2 separate regions of the Homo sapiens genome follow, and region 2 is linked to region 1. Evidence: chromatin contacts called from ENCODE Hi-C or POLR2A ChIA-PET data. All regions are on one chromosome and are shown on one strand. Each heading gives the region's core, a stretch centred on a gene start or an enhancer-like site at or near the end of the contact. The rest is flanking DNA. Distances are from core to core; before and after follow the strand shown. Region 1 holds the start of ARFRP1 (ARF related protein 1). Region 2 holds the start of ZBTB46-AS1 (ZBTB46 antisense RNA 1).

What was found. A loop is a pair of places that touch in the nucleus more often than their neighbours do. ChIA-PET counts read pairs that join two places held with the same protein, here RNA polymerase II (POLR2A). Pooled maps may share reads with other maps.
Region 2: a loop to region 1 is called in a map of K562, with 5 times the contacts of the local background. The contact joins the promoter of ZBTB46-AS1 here to the promoter of ARFRP1 in region 1. A Hi-C loop is called at or near these places in 9 of 168 maps with a recorded cell type or tissue (CD4-positive, alpha-beta T cell, CD8-positive, alpha-beta T cell, K562 and 3 more), 23 of 37 single-sample maps with no recorded cell type and 16 of 50 pooled maps. POLR2A ChIA-PET finds 5 or more read pairs at or near these places in 5 of 52 experiments (CD8-positive, alpha-beta memory T cell, H1, Panc1 and 2 more).

The regions. Positions count from the first base shown.
Region 1 is chr20:63,706,570-63,709,269 of GRCh38, reverse strand. It overlaps ARFRP1 (ARF related protein 1), which reads left to right and starts at 1,294. Exons shown (of 8, transcript NM_001267547.3): 1 at 1,294-1,403; 2 at 2,173-2,271; 3 at 2,532-2,619. The coding sequence starts at 2,179. It overlaps ZGPAT (zinc finger CCCH-type and G-patch domain containing), which reads right to left and starts at 1,231. Exons shown (of 7, transcript NM_181485.3): 1 at 1,152-1,231; 2 at 106-717. The coding sequence starts at 689. RefSeq lists silencers at 959-1,118, 1,159-1,218, 1,639-1,878, 1,969-2,018 and enhancers at 346-1,306, 2,169-2,228.
Region 2 is chr20:63,806,756-63,809,455 of GRCh38, reverse strand. ZBTB46-AS1 (ZBTB46 antisense RNA 1) reads right to left here and starts at 1,380. Exons shown (of 3, transcript NR_110081.1): 1 at 1,301-1,380. All of the region lies in intron 1 of ZBTB46 (zinc finger and BTB domain containing 46), which reads left to right.

The sequences.
Region 1 (2,700 bases), core at 45-2,544:
AGCTGAGACAAAACTGCAAAGCAAAGGGAGGGCCGATCCTGACCCGACCCTGTGTGCGTGCCCCTTACGCCCCTAAGGTTGGCATCTGACAACAAAGGGCTTTACCTGCAGTTCTCCTTAAAGCGGCACTTTCCCTCCAGGAAGAACGGGCACGGCTTCAGAGACTTGTGAGTGGGGTACAGGTAAAGCACACGGACACCCGCCGAGCCATCCTCCGCCTCTTCCGTTCCCACCACCATGGCGTTGTGATACTCCAGAGTGCCCCAGGAGCTGTAGTAGGGCGCGCTCACCTTTGTCCCACTCAGCTCTTCCTCGTCCTCTCCCTCTTCCTCCTCCTGCCCACCTGCCGCAGATTCTGGCCCCGCCTCTGCTTTAGGAACGGTCTCTGATCCGGACCCACGGGCCGCTGCTGGTGCCTCCACCGCCTCAGTGATGGCCTCCCGGAAAGCCTGGTACTCAGCATCTTCCTGGCGGCCCGGGCGCTCTTCGTCCAGCGCGGCCAACAAGCTGCTCTTCCTGACAGACACCAGGCTGGCCTCGGTGAGCTCGATGAGCTCCTTCAGGTCCCCCTGCAGCTGGCGCAGGTCAGCCTGCTCAGACGAATCCAGGCCGGCGCCCAAGGCCAGCTCCACCTGCTGCAGCTGCGCACGGTAGGTCTGCAAGGCCGACTCCAGGCTCTCCTCGTCCATGCTGAGAGAGGGAGGCGCTGGACCAGGGCTGCAAGAAGAGAAGCCAGCTGAGCCCCGCGTCTCGGGACCGACCCCACAGCCTGAGGGCGGGCACGGGCACGGGCACGTCCCCTTTCCCTCGGGGAGACACCGGCTCAGAGGCACAGCTCCCAGCGCAGAGGTCGCAGCCCGGGTACCCCCGCTCAGGCTCCGCGCTTCCCTTCCGAGCCGCCGTGGGCTCGCCGCTAGCCGGGTCCCGCGTCACTCCGGAGCCCCTTCCCCGCGGGGCGCCCCGCCGCCTCACCCTCCGCCGAGCCCACCCGCCGCGCCCGCCGCCTTCCAGGCCGGCCGCGCCCCCCCGCCCGGCGTCTCTTCTGTCTGGCCAGGGCCGCGTCCCCGCAAACCGCGGCCACCTGGTCCCCGGCCGGGCACCTCCTCCGCGCGGTTTCCCAGCCGCAGCCACAGAGAGCCCGCCGGCCTCACCGGCTAGAGCGGCCCGGCGCCCCCTTTTCGCCCCAGCAGCCGATCGGCACTTCCTCCCGAGCGCCGCCGCTTCCGGAAGTGCTTGGCGCGCGGGGGCAGCCGGGAAGCGGAGCGCGGAGGCCGCTGGGACGCGGTTCAGCTCATTCCCTGAGGCCGGCCCGCGTCCCGTCAGGCGCCGCGCGGGGTTAGCGCGGGGTCAGCGGAGGTCAGCGGGGGTCAGCAGCAGCGGCTCCGAGGGCGCGGCGGACGCAGGTAGGCCGCAGGCTGTGCGGTGAGGCGCGAGGCCCGAGGGGCGGCCCAGGACTCGAGGTGGGACGCGGGTGTGACAGGAGCCAGCTTTGGCTGCTTGTCGGGGAGCCTCAGACCTGGCGGCGGCGGCTTGGGGCGGACGTAGCCGGGGGCCGCGACCCAGGTTCTTCCTTCGCAGTCGTTCCCTGCCAGCCGCGCGCCGCCTCCAGGTGCACTCCAGGAGCAGCCGCGCCGCTGCTCACCCGCCCTGTAGTCCGCTCCCCCCAGGGCCGTCCCCGTTTTAAGAAATGGGGTGATGGGGCGTCCCTACCCGGCGCCTGCAGGGGCTCCTGGGGAGCGCGCCGGTGGCTCGCTGCTCCCGGGTGGGGCGCGGGGCTGGCGCTCGAGGGTGCCGTGGCCCAGGCGGGGCTGCAGCGAGTGTGTTCCCCGTTCCGCGCGCGTGAAGCGTGGGAGCGAAGCCTCGGGGGAGGGCGGGAGCGCGGCTGAGCTCACTGTGAACACCCGGCTGGGTAGTCCCGCGAGCAGGGGAGGGGCCGGAACCGATGTGTATGCGGAGAGGTCGCAGTCATTGCTGTGAGCAGGACACAGTGGCGGCTGACCTGGGAGAAGTTACAGAGGGACGGGGTGGGAGAGGGACGAGGAGTCGGGAATGGCCCCCAGGCTCTCGTCCTGAGCGGTCGGCTGGACGTGGGGCGCCACTGACCACCGTGGAGAAGCCCGGGGGAGGGGAGGTGCTTTCTGGCTGCACACTGACCTATGTTGGGGTGCCCAGGGCAGGATGTACACGCTGCTGTCGGGCTTGTACAAGTACATGTTTCAGAAGGACGAGTACTGCATCCTGATCCTGGGCCTGGACAATGCTGGGAAGACGGTGAGTGCCCACGCCCTTGCGCGCACCTTTCCCACGGCCTGGCGGCGCCCCCTTCGGTTTTGTGCTGTCAGCTGCACGTTCACTACCCAGACGGAAGCCAAATTTCACCTGAGACGGCAGGATAGTCACCACCAGCCTCCTGAAGAGCAGAGTGTTGCTCTGTTTCTGTTTCTGTCTTTTAAAGAACAGACCTGAGTAAGGATATTTGGAAGCCAGTATAGCCCCTCCTTGATGTGTTTCGCCTCTGCCTCTCTCCTCAGACCTTCCTGGAGCAGTCGAAAACCCGATTTAACAAGAACTACAAGGGGATGAGTCTATCCAAAATCACCACCACCGTGGGCCTAAACAGTAAGGGTCTCAATAGCAGGCTGTGGGTTTGGGGCCTTGAGGATGCCGTGATATTCACAGTCCAGCTGGCCCGTGGCCACA
Region 2 (2,700 bases), core at 131-2,630, 100 kb before region 1:
TGTCTTCTGGGCTCAGGGCTCCTGTGAGCTCCTGAGGCCTGGACCCAGGGGTGGCCTTTGTTGCTCCCTTGGGCATAATATGGGGGGACACAGGCAAGATGTGGGGCCACCACCCCAGCAGGCCTGTGCCGAACCCCAGGACCCCATTCCTGGAATAGACGCGGCCATGAGGACTGGACGCGCTGGGCGTGGCCCACGGCGGGGCCCCCAGGGCTGCGCCCCCAGGGCTGCTGACCTTGCCCCCCTTGGCTCCACCGAGTCTGCACCTTTAGTGCCCACTTCGGCCAAGCCCATGGCGAAGTGCCCCAGGCGCTGCGGTCCCTGCGAAGGGGAACGTGGAAGGCGAACGTGGAGAGCCCCTTGAGTGCCTCTGCAGCACCGGAGCACCGAGCCGCCAGCTCCCAGGTCTTACCTCATGAATCATGGAGTTTTCTTTCTTTTTTTTTTTTCTTTTTCTTTTTTTTTTTTTTTTTTTTTTTGAAGCGGAGTCTCGCTCTGCCGCCCAGGCTGGAGTGCAGTGGCGCCATCTCGGCTCACCGCAAGCTCCGCCCCCCGGGTTCCCGCCATTCTCCTGCCTCAGCCTCCCGAGTAGCTGGGACTGCAGGCGCCCCCACCACGCCCGGCTAATTTTTTTTTGTATTTTTTAGTAGAGACGGGGTTTCACCATGTTAGCCAGGATGGTCTTGATCTCCTGACCTCACCATCCGCCCGCCTCGGCCTCCCAAAGTGCTGGGATTACAGGCGTGAGCCACCGCGCCTGCTGGTTTTATTTCTTAAGGCGGCCTTGGCGCCTGTCCTGGCCGAGCGCTGGACCGAGGAGGGCCTTCTCTGGGGGAGGCTCTGTCCGCCTCCCACCCACGCTGGAGGAGCTCAGGTCTCATGGGGAGGCAGGACTCGCTTAGGGGCGGGAGGTCACACTGCCCCGGAGCCCAGGCCCTGCCCTAGGAGGAAGAGCCTGGCTTCCCCCTTCCCTCCCGCCGGGCCCGGGGCTGAGACTCCTTGTGGGTCCGGATGACCCTGTCCGTGACCTCCGCCCTGGCCCCGCTTCCGCCCCACGCCCCCCTGAAGCCCCGGGCTCCGTGGCGTCTGCCTTCCGGGCCCTCCCCTGCGCTCAGCCCCCGGGGCAAGGGCTGGGAAGGATGGCTTGACTGGCCTACAGGGTACAGGGGACCCCTGACAGGTTCATCGCTGGGGCCCCATGGGCCCCCCCTCCGTCTGTGCCGTGCGGATGTGGAGACTGAGGACTCCTCCATCGAAGGCGGCCGGTGGTGAAATCCAGTAATCTGGGTGGGGTCCTTACCGCGCTGTCCGCGGGGTTTCCTCACTGCTCAGGCGGCTGCTGCTCATCCACGCCACCTCCGTCGGTCCGTTCAGCTTCCGTGAGTGTCCCCTGTGGGAAGGTCCGTTCAGCTTCCGTGAGTGTCCCCTGTGGGAAGGTCCGTTCAGCTTCCGTGAGTGTCCCCTGTGGGAAGGTCCGTTCAGCTTCCGTGAGTGTCTCCTGTGGGAAGGTCCGTTCAGCTTCCGTGAGTGTCCCCTGTGGGAAGGGCCTGTGCCGCACAAGGTGGGGACTTGGGCACACGGCCTCGGAGGCCAGACACCGGGCGAGCCCCGCTCTGGGAGTGAGACCCGCTCGGAGGGGGAGCGAGCCCTGAGGCGCCGCCTGTAAGCCAGACCCGCTGCCTCACACAGACGGGTGCTTCGCTTGTTTTGGCCTAGTACAGCTTTTAAGCAAAAAGTAACTGGTTAGGGATTCTATCATATTGCTTGATGTAAACAAATGCGGCAAAATGTTAAAAAATGGAGTAGCTGAAGGCCGGGCGCGGTGGCTCACACCTGTAGTCCCAACACTTTGGGAGGCCGAGGCGGGCAGATTGCTTGAGGCCAGGAGTTCGAGACCAGCCTGGCCAACATGGTGAAACCCCGTTCCTACTAAAAATGCAAAAATTAGCCAGGTATGCTGGCGTGCGCCTGTAGTCCGAGATACTGGGGAGGCTGAGGTGGGAGAATCACTCGAACTCGGGAGGTAGAAGTTGCAGTGAGCCAAGATGGCGCCACTGCACTCCAGCCTGGGTGACAGAGCGAGACCAAACTGACTCAAGAAGAAACAGAAAATCTGAATAGACCTATAACAAATAAAGAATCAGTAGTCAAAAAACTTCCAATGAAAGAAAAGTTCAGAAACTTTCACTACAGTTATTGTACTTTTTAGCTTCCAAAAAGAAAAGTCAATTTCAATAAAGAAATTGAATCAATAGTCAATAAACTTCCAACAAAAGAAAAGTCCATCTCTGTCTCTCTCTATATATGTATATGATTGTATATATCACTTCACTGTTGAATTCTATCAAACATTTTAAGAATTAACACCAATCCTGGCCAGGCGTGGTGGCTCACGCCTGTAATCCCAGCACTTTGGGAGGCCGAGGCAGGTGCATCATGAGGTCAGGAGATCGCGACTATCCTGGCTAACACGGTGAAACCCCGTCTCTACTAAAAATACAAAAAATTAGCCGGGTGTGGTGGCGGGCGCTGGTAGTCCCAGCTACTCAGGAGGCTGAGGCAGGAGAATGGCGTGAACCTGGGAGGCGGAGCTTGCAGTGAGCCGAGATGGCGCCACTGCACTCCATCCTGGCCGACAGAGCGAGACTCCATCTCAAAAAAAAAAACCAAAACAAAACAATTAGCTGGGCGTGGTGGTGG